Regions from separate parts of the Homo sapiens genome. Here region 2 is linked to region 1. Evidence: read pairs that join two places in POLR2A ChIA-PET (ENCODE). Cell type or tissue: PC-9. All regions are shown on one strand. Each heading gives the region's core, and the rest is flanking DNA. Links, peaks and the distances in the headings are about the cores only. Region 1 has its middle 19 kb from the start of LINC00222. Region 2 overlaps FOXO3 (forkhead box O3).

Region 1 (7,732 bases), core at 1,696-6,695:
CAGGAATATCTCAGCTTTCCTTCTGAATCCTCCCAGGGACTGGAACTCTCCAGTAGCTCTCTTTTTTTGTCCCCTGCCACCATGCCCTCTGTTCCCAGGCATTTGACTCCTGACCTGCTTCTCCCACCCAGACGGGGTTCTCTGGCTTTTCTCTGTGTGTCACTCTCTCTGCCAAATGGGCCTCAAGCCTCCAGAAAATCTGGCCCCTTTTCCATCCTTGTATATAAGAGGAAGAATGGGGAAAAGAGAGAACTTATTGAAAAAGAATCCGAGAGTACATTCCTCGATCTTTGTCCAGGTGATGCATTAAGAAGGTCACATCCACCGTGTCTGGTTTCACTTCCTTATCTCTCCAAGAGGGGTGGGACCAGAAGACTTCCAGGGCCCGCCCAGGTTTAGCAAGATTAGAATCGACCCTCCCTTGGCATGCCCTGGAAATTGGCCTCCGTGGAGCCGAACCCTCCTGCCAATGGGGACTGAGAGGCTGGTAATGCCTTGAGGATGGGGTAGGAGGAGCAGTGAGATAGAAGAGCAGAGTTACAGAATTGGTGGGGGAGACAGACAGCACTTGGAAAAAGGACAGATGAAACAATAAGGGCAAATGTGTCTGGAGCTTCCCAGTGTAGACAGGCTCCTGCTTGATCTCCTTTAAAAGCGGGAAGCACTCTGAGCACAGTTCCCATTTTACAGACAGTAAAAATGAGGCTCAGAAGCTAAATAAGCTGTCTAAAGTCACATGACTTGGAAATGCTAGAGCAGAGCCTACAGTCTGCCTTTATTTTTATTTTGTAATTTTTTTTCTTTTTTTCTTTAAGAGACAGAGTCTTGCTCTGTTACCCAAGCTGGAATGCAGTGGAGTGATCATAGCTCACTGCATCCTCCATCCTCCCACTCCTGGGCTCAAGTGATCCTCCTGTTTCAGCCTCCAGAGTAGCTGGGACTACAAGCTTGTACAACATCACCCATACAGACTGCCTTTAAATCCAATGCCCTTTCCACTGCACCAGGATGACTAAGTTCCTCCTGACTACCTGGCTGTAAAACTCCTGATACTGGTTGCCCTGGGGCAATGGTGTGACCAGGTCCCCATGACCCTTACCCTGCCACACTACCATTCAGGCCACAGAATGCTTTGTGGGGACATCTCTCTCTCTTCCTTTTTTTTTTTATACCGTTTTACTTTAATTTACTATTATGTTCTTTAGTTCCATTTATCAAAACTTTTCATCATATTCTTATAACTCAATTTCACTTTTGTAAGAGAAGTCACGGCAGCACTTGGGGGTTGGGGAAGGAGAGGCATCACGTACGGTGGGATTTGCCTTCTGCATCCCGGGGTATCCCAAGGTGATACCTTGGGATTTATTAGGATCTCAAGCCAGGGCAACATAGATACAGCAGCATTTCTGAAACTTAAGAAGTATGGCTGTCTGTTTAAAAAAACAAACAACAAAACCCCTCAAACCTCTTAGTATGGATTTAAATTATTTTCGCCATGTTTGTTTCTTGAATATGTCCAAATTAAATATAAGCTAGATATGACATTTAATAAAAACTCCTTAATCCTATGGCTCTCAGGTAAGTGTCTGGTTTTGCTGAAACTAAATTGCCAACACTGAATTAAGTGGTCAAGTTAGCATGAGTCTGCATCTGTTTCTGCACTGGACTTTAATAATGCCATTAGCAGAGGATGCCTTTGCACCCAGGTACATTGTGGAAGTTAGTAACTGCAGGGCTATTTTTCCTTCAGGGATGTCGTACTCATACTTAACCAAAGCTCTGCTAGGAGCAATCCTTGAGAGCCAGCTCTGGCTCCAGCCTTTGGAGACCTCTGCCTTTTCCACTTGAAGACAGAATTTGGGTCCTGTTGGCCAATTCTCGCTGCAAACTGTTAGATGAAAGTAAAGTAAAACGGGTCTGTGTGCGACACGTCTGCATACACGTGAATGAGGCCTTTGAGTCTGGCAGGCTTCCCTGCCACGTGCTCTCACTTCACTGGGGTAATGCCTTTGCATACACAAATGCAGCCATGTGCCCTGAAGAGCAGGCAGCATTCAGGTCTCCATAGCCACCTGGGTGATCTAGTAGAGGCTCATATAATTTTTTTGAATCATCTTTGCAGTAATCTCAGTACTGCCCAGACCTGTTGAGAAATAATGGTATAGAAGAGTCCTATCTTGGGTCAAAGTCCTTCGCCTGCTTTTTGATAACTCCATCACTCAACCACAAGTCATCTAATGTCCCTGCACTTCAATTTCTTTGTCTAAAAAATGGAAACAATAATGCTTGCTATTCTAATTTTATTGGATTGCTACAATGCAATAGTTCCCAAAATGTAGTTCCCAGGCCAGCATTACCAGCATCACCTGGAACTTGTTGAAAAGGCAAATTCTCAGGCCCTTCCAAACCTGCAGAATCAGAAACTCTGGGTGAGGCCCAGTAATCTGTGATTGCACAAGTCTCCAGGTGATTCCGATGCCCTCTAAAGTTTGAGAAGCACTGCTATAAAACAATGGGATAATGAATGCAAACAGTGTCTACAAACTGTAATGCCTACATCATCACTTTGAGAGCCACTGCTCTACGCAAGTGTTGGTTACTATCTTGTCACCCAGGTTTCCATTAAAATGCAAATACCCCCAGGGTGGGTGACACCTTAAGCTTTAACAGGTGTTGGTTATTCTCAACAAGCATAGCAGGTGGTTAGCTAAAAATAAACCCTTTCTAGAATAGAAAATTAGGAAGGTTAAGAGTTTCTGTAGGGTGAACAAGGGACAGAGAGAGAAAAAGGAAAGGAGCATGGAGTCACACAGACTTGCATTCATGTTCTAGTTCTGTGTTTACTAGCTACATGACCTTAAGCAAGTTACTTACAGGACATCGTAACCCTATGATGATGACCTCCATAGAGTTATTGGGAGGATTAAGTGGCACAACACGTGCAAAGCACGTAGTGCAACCCATGGTTCATATAGGTATTCAATAAGTGATGCCTATCATTAGCAGCAGGGTGTCCAGACTGCTTAAGACTACCACCTGGGACTCATCCTCACTCCCACGCCACTCACCATCCCTCCAGCCACCCTATCTATTATTATTATCATTATCACCATCAACATCATTGCCTCTTCTGCCAGAGCTTCCTGACCTTAGGCTTAAAACTGCCACCCTAAGATTAACCACTGAGGAAGGAAAGGGGAAAATTCCCAGAATGGCACAGCTGCCTCAAGGTACAGGCTGGCTCATGCTCTGGTCCCCAGAGGTGTCACTGGAGTGTGCCACATTTTGACACCTGAGAGATGGTAGGCAACCAGAGGGACAGGTTCTTCCTCTCCATCCATTCTTGGACTGAAAACCCCCAGAGGGTGGGCCCAAGGGAAGTGCTGGAGCAGAGAAGCCTCTGGAAGGCAGAGAGAGGAGGCACGTAGGGCCAGGACCAAGCCCTCACAGAGGTACAACAGGGCAACCCCTGCAGGGGCAAGGAGGGTAGCCTTTCCTCTAGGGACAGGTGACATGGGTAGAATGGAAACCTGGGCTCCAGTGAGAAGCTCCATTTCATTAGAATCGCATGCTCTAGAAGAGGGGGTGAGGCCAGAAGTCTTTCCTGAGAGGAGAAGCAGGTTCCACAGTGTAGACCTTTGGGGGCTGATCTGGAGGCCTCCCTGAGTACTGCTGCCTGCCTGCTAACTTCCTGGATCTGGAGGTGTGGCAGGCACGGCCTTAGGTGCGCAGAGTGGACAGGTGGATCCAGCCCCAGGCCCGCCCAGATGTTATCTCTCGGGTGGCTCCAGGTCCCTTTCTGTCCAGGGCAAGGCCTCTGAGATGGGTCATGCAGGCTTGGCCTTTCTTCCCTCAATGACTCAGGGCCGGCTGGCCAAGAGTCACCCTCAGCTACCCTCCCACTAATGAGAGGAGGCCGGATTCCTTTGGATTTAGTAAGGTCACTCCTTGAGGGTTGCCTTTTGTTACCCATCCACAGTGGGAATGCTTCCTTAATGAGCAGAGAGCCACACCCTTTCCCAGCGTCGGGGGTGGGGGTGGGGGGGGAGGGTAGGGTAGCCTTTTCAGGTGGCACATGAACAGGGCTGATTTCACAATGGCCAGCCCACAGGTGAGGCACCTAGGGCAGGCCTGCTTCGTCAGTCCTCCCCAGCTCTCCTATCCAGGTGGCTACTCCTCCAGACCCCACCTGCCCCAACAGCTGGAGGGCGAAGCTGCTGCAGGCATGGGAGGCAGAGGAATGGTGGAGGAGCTGGGGTGCTGGGCGTGCAGTAGTGCTTGACTGGAAACCGGACGAAGCTGCAGATGGGAGAGGCACTGCTTGAACACTCCTGCCGCATCCATCACTCCGGGCACCTCCTGCAGTGCACACGGTCTCACTTTGATTTTAATCCCACCAATAGCAGGAAGGAGGTATGAGCCTCATCTGCAGCTCAGGATGATTAGGGGACAAGTCTGGGGTCATGTGCTGGTAAGGGAAAGAATGTGGACTCAATCTCACGTGGCCTGGCTCCAAAACCCGTCCATTTGCTAATTTAGTTTAAACCACCGGTTTTTTAACTTAAAAATTTTGTTTCTGAACGTTGAAAATGAATATAAAATTCAATGTGCTTCTCTGTACTCTCTTAGCAACTTCCTGTGAATCTATAATTATTTCAAAATAAAAAGTTTAAAACAATCCTATGTGGAGCCTGAATGTATAAAATGTATCACTGAGATGCTGTGAGAGTCCAGGGCAGTGGTTTCTTTCTGGGGTGGTGTTGAAAGGCAGCAGTGAGGGGTGGCCCTGTTTCTGGATCTGGGCTGGTTCTGCAGATGTGTTCTGTTTGTAAAAGTTCATCGAGCTGTGCATTTGTGATTGGTGCACTTTTCTGTATAAATGTAAAACTTTAAAAGTTGAAAATATATCAAAATGGAGATGCTCTAGTTGAACAGGAAGAGGGGTTCGATGTGCTCAGCTTCTTCCCCCACACCCCTCCACTTAACCCTCTCAGGACCCCAGGGTTCTGGGAGCACGCTCTGGAGTCTGGGTTCTGATTTCTCTTATATAATACAGGTGGCTGGGTCAGAGGACCTCAGCTCTCCAGTCCCCGCCCCAAGTGTTCTATTGTCATTTCCCATTATTCAGTTACAAACCATAGCCCATTGACGGTGAAAACCACCATTCAAATGTCCAAAAAGAAGAACATTAATCCTGGGTGTGGAGGACCCCACACAGGTCGCTGTGTGTAAAAGAGACAGCAGGCTCTCGGTCTCCCACTTGGGCAGGGCAGCCTTATACTGAAAGAATAAACTTCAAGTGAAGAATTCCCAAAGACAACTCGGCAAGAAAAGGCTTTTATGCCTTGAAAGGAATTGAATCAGACTTATAATCACAGAGAGCTGGAAATCACATCCATTCAGCATGTTCTGCAAATGAAAGGCAACTGACAATGTAAAACAAACAAACAAAACTCACTCGCATTCTCAGTTGACATGTCCTGTTTTCACCTCATTTGGCTTCTTGGAAGATTTCTGGGTTGAATGTGCACTTTGGAGCAGCATGCCTGAGCCAGGTCGTTTTTCCCCTCCTGCTTGGAGGATGTGGCGAACATATTTTCCTTTCATTCGCCGAGTTAGTTTCTGGTGTTACCTGCCCACTACTGTACCTGGAGTCAGCAGTAGCTGCCAACCCATAGCTAAGGGCAGAAGTTAGCCCAGTGTGAGGTTAATTGGACCAAATTAAAGCCATTACGGTTTAACAGGCTCTCTATTGGAGGAATGCTTAAGTGGGCTCCCCCGGGACTTGGGAAATTTGGAAGTGAAGTGGTTTTTGCTATTTGCAGTAGCTGCATCTCCCGTTTTATTTGTCAAACTGCTACTCTGCAGACTGCTGTGGGGTGAAGTTGTTAGACAAAGGAGAATCTTTTCTTTCTTTCTTTCTTTTTTTTTTTTTTTTGAGACGGAGTGTCACTCAGGCTGGAGTGCAATGGCACAATCTCAGCTCACTGCACCCTCTGTCTCCTGGGTTCAAGTGATTCTCCTGCCTCAGCCTCCCGAGTACCTGGGATTACAGGTGCGCACCATCACACCTTGCTAATTTTTGTATTTGTTTATTAGTAGAGACAGTGTTTTGCCATATTGACCAGGCTGGTCTCGAACTTCTGACCTCAGGTGATCCACCCGTCTTGGTCTCCCAAAATGCTGGGATTACAGGCTCAAGCCACCACGCTCGGCCAGGAGAATCTTTTATATGATCCTGTTTCCAGAAGAGGCTATCCTCTGAGGAGTTTAGGAAATGATAGAGTGAATCAGACTAATAACCCCACTGAGGAGATGAGGCGAAAGAGGAATAAGGCATGCAAGGGTCAGGGTCTCCTGCTTGGTGACATAGCTTTTCTGGGAGGATCTTTTCAGTTCAATGCTACCCTACCTAATCCCAAGGAAAGCAGAGTTTTAGTTCACTGAATTTTCAGGCTGAGTAGAAAATTCCTTTTTGATACAGCACTTGTTGCTGGAGAGCCACGTACTCTGTGATGTCCTCTCAGGACCCTTTCCACCCTGGGGCTCCTCCTCTGCTGAAGCAGGGCTGGCAGTTTCCAATTGATCAAAGTATAAGTAGCCAACGGCAGCTCACAACTCTCATGACAAATGCCAACCCCATCTTAGATAACATTCACCAGAGGGTTGCATCGGGTTAGGAAGGTGATAGTGTGGTGGTCCCTCTGTGCTTTCAGGACACTGGGCTTGTGGGGTACAATCTAGGGTGGCTTTTTTTTTTCTGAGATGGAGTCTCACTCTATTGCCAGGCTGGAGTGCAATGGTGCAATCTCGGCTCACTGCAACCTCCACCTCCCGGGTTCAAGCAATTCTCCTGCCTGAGCCTCCTGAATAGCTGGGACTACAGATGCCCGCCACCACGCCCAGCTAATTTTTGTATTTTTAGTAGAGACAGGGTTTCACCATGTTGGCCAGGATGGTCTCGATCTCTTGACCTTGTGATTAGGGTGGCTTTTTAAAAAAGTAACTCTGACAGAATCCTTCCAGAAAACAGAACAGCATGGTAAAGCCTCTGGGCACTGTGTCAGCTGAAAAGAATGGGGATGTGTAGCCTAGGGAAGAGAGAAACTCTCTGGGAGGGAGGCAAGGATGTGGCCCCTGGGGGAAGAGCTATGACCCCAGGTGGCATCTCCAATGGGAGATGGTTCAATTCCCAGCTCCTACATAGGGTTTTCCTATGTCCTAGTCAGTAATTTAAACACAATCCCTACTGTAAACTCATTGGATGCTCACAACCACCTTATGACGGTACTGTGATTATCATCCTCATTTTACAGATGTAGAAACCAGCACACAGAAGTTAAATACCTTCCCAAAGTAACAATGCTATTAATGAGAGAGTTGGAATTTGGACCCGGCTTTCTTACTAGCCCGGAGTTTCTCAACCTCAGTACTATTGACATTGGAGGCTGGAGAATTCTTTGTTGTAGGGGGACCCTGTCCTCCCTCTCCTTGCATTATAGGATGTTCAGTGGCATCCCTGGCTTCCACCCACCAGATGCCAGTAGTACTCCCCTGTTGTGACAGTCGGATGTCTCCAGACGTTGCCAATGCTCCCTGGAGGGCAGAATCGCCTTTAGTTAAGAAGCACTAAGTGCCTCCCGAGATGGGCCAGCCTGTCTCCTGTAGGAGCAGGAACGCCTGCTGCTGCCTTCCTAGTGCAGGGGCCACTGAGGCCCCCTACACTCTCAAC
Region 2 (7,732 bases), core at 1,856-6,855, 160 kb after region 1:
AGGCTGGTCTTGAACTCCTGACCTCATGATCCACCTGCCTCGGCCTCCCAAAGTGCTGGGATTACAGGCGTGAGCCGCCGCGCCCGGCCAATATCATAAGTCTTTATTATTATCATTACTTATTTATTTTTGAGATGAAGTCTTGCTCTTGTCCCCCAGGCTGGAGTAAAATGGTGTGATCTTGGCTCACTGCAACCTCCACCTCCCGGGTTCAAGCAATTCTCCTGCTTCAGCCTCCTGAGTAGCTGGGATTACAGGCGCCAGCCACCACACCCAGCTAATTTTTTGTATTTTTAGTAGAGACGAGATTTCACCATGTTGGCCAGGCTGGTCTCAAACTCCTCACCTCAGGTGATGCTCCCGCCTCAGCCTACCAAAGTGCTGGTATTACAGGCGTGAACCACTGTGCCCAGCTAATTCTTAAAAGTTATTTAGCTCATGCAAAAATCAAGGGAAGGAGCCTAAATAACGGAGCCAAGTTCACCTCCCACCAGCACACAGAGAGGTGCTGTTACTCAGAGTCAGCACAACTCTGAAGATGAGCATTCAAGATGGAGTCAGAAGGATTAAGGTGGGGATTCCTGGGGATAGAGGTAAAGAATGCAGCATAGAGTAGAAACTTTTTAAATGGCAGCTCTTTATTTACTTACTTACTTACTTATTTATTTATTTTTGAGACAGAGTCTCTCTCTGTCACCCAGGCTGGAGTGCAGTGGCATGATCTCGGCTCACTGCAAGCTCCGCCTCCTGGGTTCACGCCATTCTACTGCCTCAGCCTCCCGAGTAGCTGGTACTACAGGTGCCCGCCACCACACCCAGCTAATTTTTTTGTATTTTTAGTAGAGATGGGGTTTCACCGTGTTAGCCAGGATGGTCTCGATCTCCTGACCTCGTGATCCGCCCACCTCAGTCTCCCAAAGTGCTGGGATTACAGGCGTGAGCCACCGCGCCGGCCAAAAGCTCTTTAATTTCTTGTACCCCACCCAAAGTCCCACCCACACTCCAGGAGACAGGAAAGTATACTAGAAAAGGCAGATGCTCCCAAGTCAGAGAGCCCTGGGTTTGGATCCCAAGCAAGTTACTTTCACCTTCCTGAACCATTTCCTTGTCTTTAAACTGAGGCTTACATTTAAATGCCTATCTTATAGAATCAATATTAGACATAAAAAACCTAGTTGAGTAACGGGCACATAATAAGGGCTCAATAAATCACAGCTACTATTATTGTCATTATTAGTATAAATAGGCTAGAAAATGTCTTGTGTAGACTCTTTTTATTGCAAAAACTACACATATCTCTAATATAACCCTGACACCCCTCCCCAAAAATATAATTTTAAAATATGAGAATAAACAGATGCAATTCTGATTCTTAAATGTCTGAACATTTCAAGCCAAACACCTACTGGGTACCTACAAGATATCTACTGCTACTGCTGCTGTTTCTGTGAGGACAACCACTCCATGTTCTATGCTTTAAAAGAAGAGCTGGTTTTTTGAATGTAAATATAAACAGAGCAGACATAAGCCTGAAGGACCAAGTGTGTGAGACTCTACAAGGCTTGAACCAACCATAGGACACACTGAGGGGACTCCAGAGAGATTTGGATTAGCCTTACTACCATCACTGATGGCAGTGAACATGGTATGCCTCCATCTTCTCAAGCCCTGACAGGGCCAAAAGGAGGCTTCTTCTTCCACACTATTCTTCCACTGAGGATCCTTGGCTTCTCCCTCCCCTCCCCTCAAAGACAGACTCTTCTACACCAAAGCCCTCAGCCAGATTTCATGGACTTACTGTAAACCTCAAGTCCACAATCAACAAGCACGGCCATACTGTCAGTTCACAAAACAGGCAGAGAAAAAGAAATTCAGTAAGGAGGGGGACTAGGGGGAAGGACACACCTTATTCAAAATGCAAAAGAGGGACATGTTCTAGTAGCTCTAACTGGGAAATCAAGGAAAATTCATGCCTCCCTCTGTCCTCACTGCAGGATTAAAAAAAGACAAAATGTAGATGACAAGAAAGTAGCCTATGAATGATTATTAACACTTTGATTTGAATCTAAATAAAGTCTTTTTATTCTTCTCCATCTGCAACTGTGCCATTCCCACTCTTCTATCCCTAGGCTCCTAGGTTACTTTCTTAGGACTGCCATAACGAATTACCATGAATTTCAGGGCTTAAAACAACAAAAATTCATTCTTTCTCAGTCCTGGAGGCTAGAAGTCCAAAATCAAGGCGTTGGCAAAGCCATGCTCCCTGGGAAGGCTCTAGGGGAGGATCTTTTCTTGCCCCTACCAGCTTCTGGCGGCTCCTGGCAATCCTTGGTGTTCTTTGGCTTATAACTGCATCACTCTAATATTTGTCCCCAACTTCCCACGGCCTTATTTGGGTCTCTATGTATTTTCTCCTCTTCTTATACACACCAGTCACTGGATTTAGGACCCACCCTAAGCCGATATGACTTCACTTTAATTTAACTAATTACTTCAGGAAAGATCCTATTTCCCAATAAGGTCACCATTCTAAAGTTCCAGGAAGACATGAATTTTAGAGGAACTCTATTTAACCCTCTCCAACTGCCATGTCAAAAATAAACCCCCACCACCAAAATATGGGGCATAGTGGAGGGAGGTGAGAAACCGATATAGCATTACAGAATTACAAAAAGTTCAAAGTTACAGTAGTCTCCTGTAGATCCATGACTATTCATTTTTGAATTGGAAATAATGTTGTTCTTACTTTTTACCTTACCTTTCTCTCTTACCTGAGAGCAATATACATACATACATTTCTCTCACCCATGAGCAACTGTGAAGCTTTGGAAAATATCAAAAGTCCCAATCAAAATAGCACTAAAACACAGAACATCCCACTGATCCAGACACGTGACTACTCTGTAAAAATTTGGTGTTAGGTATAAATGAACATGTAGTATCAGGAACTGAGTAGCAAAAAGATGAAAGGCAGGGGAGGATATTTTTCAGTTAAAAGCACTCTCATTTAATGATCTAGGAGTGGGAAGTAAATCATGGGTCTTAGAAGACCAGGGTTTCCTTTAAAACACTTGCTTTAAGTTTTTAATCTCCACACCCCCTCTCCTAAATTTTCCTTTTCTAATGATGACAATAAACTTACATGGAAACACTATATATCAGAGTTCTTTAAAAAATAATCAAGGTATTATTTTAGCTGTGTGGAGAAAAAAATACTTGACATCAGCTTAAAGACTTGTGTACTCCCTCTGCTGGCTCTGAATTTAAAGTAAATTCTCAATACCTTCAAGGGCTAACTTAACTAACTTCACTAGACATCTGAAATACAAGGAAGGCTGGTTGCAGGGGCTCATGTTTATAATCCCAGCACTTTAGGAGGCCCAAGTAAGAGGATCGCTTGAACCCAGGAGTTTGAGACCAACCTGGCAACAAAGTGAGACCTCATATCTCTACAAAAAAAACATAAAATTAGCTGGGTGTCGTGGCGCTCATTAGTAGTCCCAGCTACTAGGGCAGCTGAGGCAGGAGGATCATAGCTCTCTACAGAGAGAGCCAGGAGTTTGAAGCTGTGGAGAGCTATGATTGTGCCACCGCACTCCAGCCTAGGTGACAGAGCAAGGCCTTGTCTCAAATAAAAAATTTAAAATAAAAATACACAAGGGAGCCGGGTGCAATGGCTCATGCCTGTAATCCCAGCACTTTGGGAGGCCGAGGCAGGCAGATCATGAGGTCAGCAGATCAAGACCATCCTGGCTAACACAGTGAAGCCCCGTCTCTAATAAAAATACAAAAAATTAGCTGGGAGTGGTGGCGAACGCCTGCAGTCCCAGCTACTTGGGAGGCTGAGGCAGGAGAATGGCATGAACCCAGGAGGCGGAGCTTGCAGTGAGCCAAGATCACGCCACTGCACTCCAGCCTAGGCGACAGAGCGAGATTCTGTCTCAAAAAAAAAAAAAAAAAAAAAAAAAAAAAACCACGCAAGGGAAAACATGATGTGGATTCTTCCACCCCACCCCACCCCCTAATGGTTTTCAAACAAATTCCTAAACACGTACTGAAAACTGCCAAACACATCTCTGTTGGGTTTACTATAGGTTCACTCCAGAAGGAAGGTAATGTATGCTGTTTGTTTATTTGTTTGTTTGGGGGAGAGTTTACTTCCTGCTCCAGCCTTGCCCCCTACACATGTGCCACATGCTTTCCTTACTCTGTGCTCACCTCTCCACTGCAGTCCTAGGGCACATCTGGACACCAAGGTGTGGTGAGCCTCCAGAAGATAACCTGGCCTCCTCACCCCAGGCAATGACCCAGGAGTAGCGGAATTACTAGAAGAACCACAGCCCAGCAGAGAAGTCATCCTCTTCGCTTATTATGTTATTCCATAGTAGTAACTGAGGCACTGCAGAGAAAAAGTCTCAAGATTAAAACCTCAAAAACTCAGGAGTGAAAAGTGGAACAAGCGAATTATAGAAAAGCCTGGCTTGAAACACACTCCAATCAGACATTTCCGTTTTACCAAGAGTGGTACATCACAGTACTCTATGGATGCCAGCTACCGTAGTTCTTTTTCCTTTAGGAGAGACTAAGATACTGGGAAATGAACGTTGTTTGGTCAGGAATAAAATGGTGAAAGATACTGGGTCTGTCTGGGCAATGATGCAGTCAGAACTGGGGTGTTCTATCATCATCACTAGCCTAACCACATATTCAGAACTCTAACTTGGAAGAACTGCAGACTGGTCCTTGAAATAGTTCATCTCAAAGACTGTCTGCTATCTCCTCTCCTTTCATACATGACTTCTATTTCCCAATCCATGGACAGAAAACTTGAAGTACATTTGGGACTTCTGCCCCAAAATGCAGAACATTACAAACAACTAAGGCTTTACATAACAGCTTTGTTCCTAAAAGTGAGTAAAATAAACTTTAGGCAAAACAATTCTATGGTGACTTTCTCGACACTGCATGTTGATGATACAAATAGCGGGTTTACATACAGATGGCAAACTTCATTTCCTTTTTCTCTTAATGCAACAAGGTCATCCCAAGATCAGGCTTCCTTCAGTTTCTGTGGTAAGTAGTGATGGACACTTATGGAGTTTTCAGAGACTTATGCATTGGGTAACAAGGCACTGCAAGAAACCCCAGATAGCACAGCATCATCTCACATTTACACCACATCACATCAACATCGATGCTAGGAGGTCTAAAGCTGATGCCACCTTCAGAGCTGCAAGTATCCAAAAGACTCCACTCATGACACCAGCTCACTCCTGAGTCACATCAGCCCCTTTCAGAGTCACAGCCCCAGAACTAAGGCTATCCATATGGGTTGATTATAAAATCCAAAAAGCAGCTCCAAATATTAGAAACACTTATTTGTCTGGCAGACACATTCCCTAATTTAAAGCCTCTTATACTGTGCTTAAAAATATTCAACAGTCTTAGCAAAATGACAAAATAAACAGGTAGCAGCCATGGGGTGGGCAGGGTAAGGTGGCGTTGAAAGAAAAGGCATTTAGCAAGGTAAGTAGAGAGTGCTGATGGAGAACACAAAAGGAGAAACACAGCGACTCCAGTGCGAGCTAGCCTAGAAGAGGGGAGGAGAAGCAGAAGACAGCAAGTGAAGAGCTTGAAGAACTTGAGGCAAACAGCACTGAGATGAACAGCTGTGAAACCACAATGGTAGGCAGTAGACACTACAGTACAGTGGTATGAACACACGCTTTAAAAAAAAAAAAAAAAGAGAGAGAGAGGGTCTCACTCTGTCATCCAGGCTGGAGTGCAGTGGTGCAGTCGTGCTCACTGCAGTCTCAAACTCCTGGGATTAAGGGATCCTCCTGCCTCAGCCTCTCAAGCAGCTGGGACTACAGGCATGCACCACCACAACAGAGCTAATTTTTTTTTTTTTTGAGATGGAGTTTCGCTCTTGTTACCCAGGCTGGAGTGCAACGGCACAATCTTGGCTCACTGCAACCTCCGCCTCCCAGGTTCAAGCAATTCTCCTGCCTCAGCCTCCCTAGTAGCTGGGATTACAGGCATGCGCCACGATGCCCGGCTAGCTTTTTGTACTTTTAGTAGAGACAGGGTTTCACCATGTTGGTAAGGCTGGTCTCGAACTCCTGACCTCAGGTGATCCACCCACCTGGGCCTCCCAAAGTGCTGGGATTACAGGCATGAGCCACCGCACCTGGCCTAGTTTTCTTTTTTTCTGGTAGAGACGAGGTCTCACTTTGTTGCCCAGGCTGGTCTCAAACTCCTGGCCTCAGGCAATCCTCCTGCCTTGGCCTCCCAAAGTGTTAAAATTATAGGCATGAACCACTGCACTGACTGGACACACCCGTTACTCCACCCCTACTAGCTGTGGAACCCTGAACCCAGTCACTCACATAGTCCTAGCATGTTTCTCACCTGCAAAATAAGGTAGTTAGATGATCTTTAAGATCTCTTTTAGTTCTGAGTTTTAGGCAACAAGTAATACAGATGAGTCAGTGGCATCAAGGCTCCACATCCACTCCAGAGGAAGGCCAGATCTACATCAGGCCCTGGGAGACAGAACTGGGGATCCCAGATCAGTCCAGGGCCAAAGATGTGCTCTATCTAATCCAGGTGGAGCTTGGAAAACCAAAGCTTCTCCCAAACAGACCCAATCCACAGGAGCCATGGTACGGTGGTTTTGCATCTCCAAAGCAAGCTCAAAATGATCTGCAGAGAGTTAAAGGCTAGCTCCAAGCCATGCCCCACATCAAATTTGCCACTTCCCAGCAACTTCTTAGCAGAGTTGAAGTACTAGAGAAAGCAGAAATACAGATGTAAAAAAAAGGCAACGGGAATAGGCAGCAATGACAAATTCACAAAGCACAGATATGCTATAGCTTATTTTCTGTCTCCTCCATCAGAATATGAACTCCTGTGAGTGAACTGGAACTTTATCTGCCTTCTGCTACCACTATATCCCTAAGTCCTGGCAAATGCTCTGCAAGCAGCATGCCTTTGATAAACATTTGTTGAATACATGAAATGGGATGTGATGCAAATGGGTAAAAAGGGTTTTCTCTTTCCAATCTTTCATTCACTTACTGTATACCAGCTGTAACATCCACTGATATCAACTCGTCTTTGCATTTATGATCCCCAGCTCCTTTTATAGCACCAAAAAGGTAAAGTGGCTCTTCAGGACCCCTCAATTTGTGATGCAGGAAAAGGAGAGAAATGAGGAGTTGAGAATAGGGTCAAGTCTGTCCCTATAGGCAAAATAAGTGGGTATACAAACAAAATAAATTCCATATTCTCTCCAGCCCTGGGAATCTGGAATCTGATGCACCTGCTCTGGGTAAGTGGGGCAACCTGCCAGAATGCACAGGCCTAAACAGTCTTTAAAAAAAAAATAAGATGGGGTTTTGCTATGTGCCCAAGCTGGTCTTGAACTCCTGGGCTCAAGCCTAAACAGCCTTATCTTTGCATTTTCATGAAGATCTTTGAATGGATGGTAAACTTTTGCCAGACCAAATTAAATGACTTATTAGTGAGACAAGGCCTCTTCATTAATTTTCCAAATAAAAGTATCTTGCAGGTTTTAAGTAAGAATCACAAGCAGAGTACTAAGAAGTTTAACTAAAAGATGTTCTTGTATGGTGTCATTTTCTTAAAATAGAACACTCCTAAAATCTCCTAAAAATAAGTCTGCTGTAGTTTCATTTCATTTTCTAAGAAGGAGATAAACATATCAAAA

The links. ChIA-PET counts read pairs that join two places held together with the same protein. Peaks named below come from ENCODE experiments on the same cell type or tissue, not always from the same donor. Only the 100,000 strongest peaks of a DNase experiment are listed, where the experiment ranks them.
Region 2: POLR2A ChIA-PET joins it to region 1 with 5 read pairs; 9 of 35 experiments call an interaction of 5 or more read pairs at or near these places.

What each region holds. Positions count from the first base shown.
Region 1 is chr6:108,728,804-108,736,535 of GRCh38, reverse strand. No RefSeq gene overlaps it. Among named protein-coding and RNA genes, the nearest start is that of LINC00222, 19 kb to the left of the region's middle. RefSeq lists enhancers at 1-184, 3,166-3,957, 3,958-4,750, 5,085-6,012. In PC-9, for the core only: no CTCF peak of the experiment used is centred there; a DNase peak (open chromatin) is centred at 3,835; H3K4me3 peaks cover 2,130 bases; H3K27ac peaks cover 4,055 bases.
Region 2 is chr6:108,566,229-108,573,960 of GRCh38, reverse strand. The region is part of intron 1 of FOXO3 (forkhead box O3); the gene reads right to left. Among named protein-coding and RNA genes, the nearest start is that of FOXO3, 9.2 kb to the right of the region's middle. In PC-9, for the core only: no CTCF peak of the experiment used is centred there; no DNase peak of the experiment used is centred there.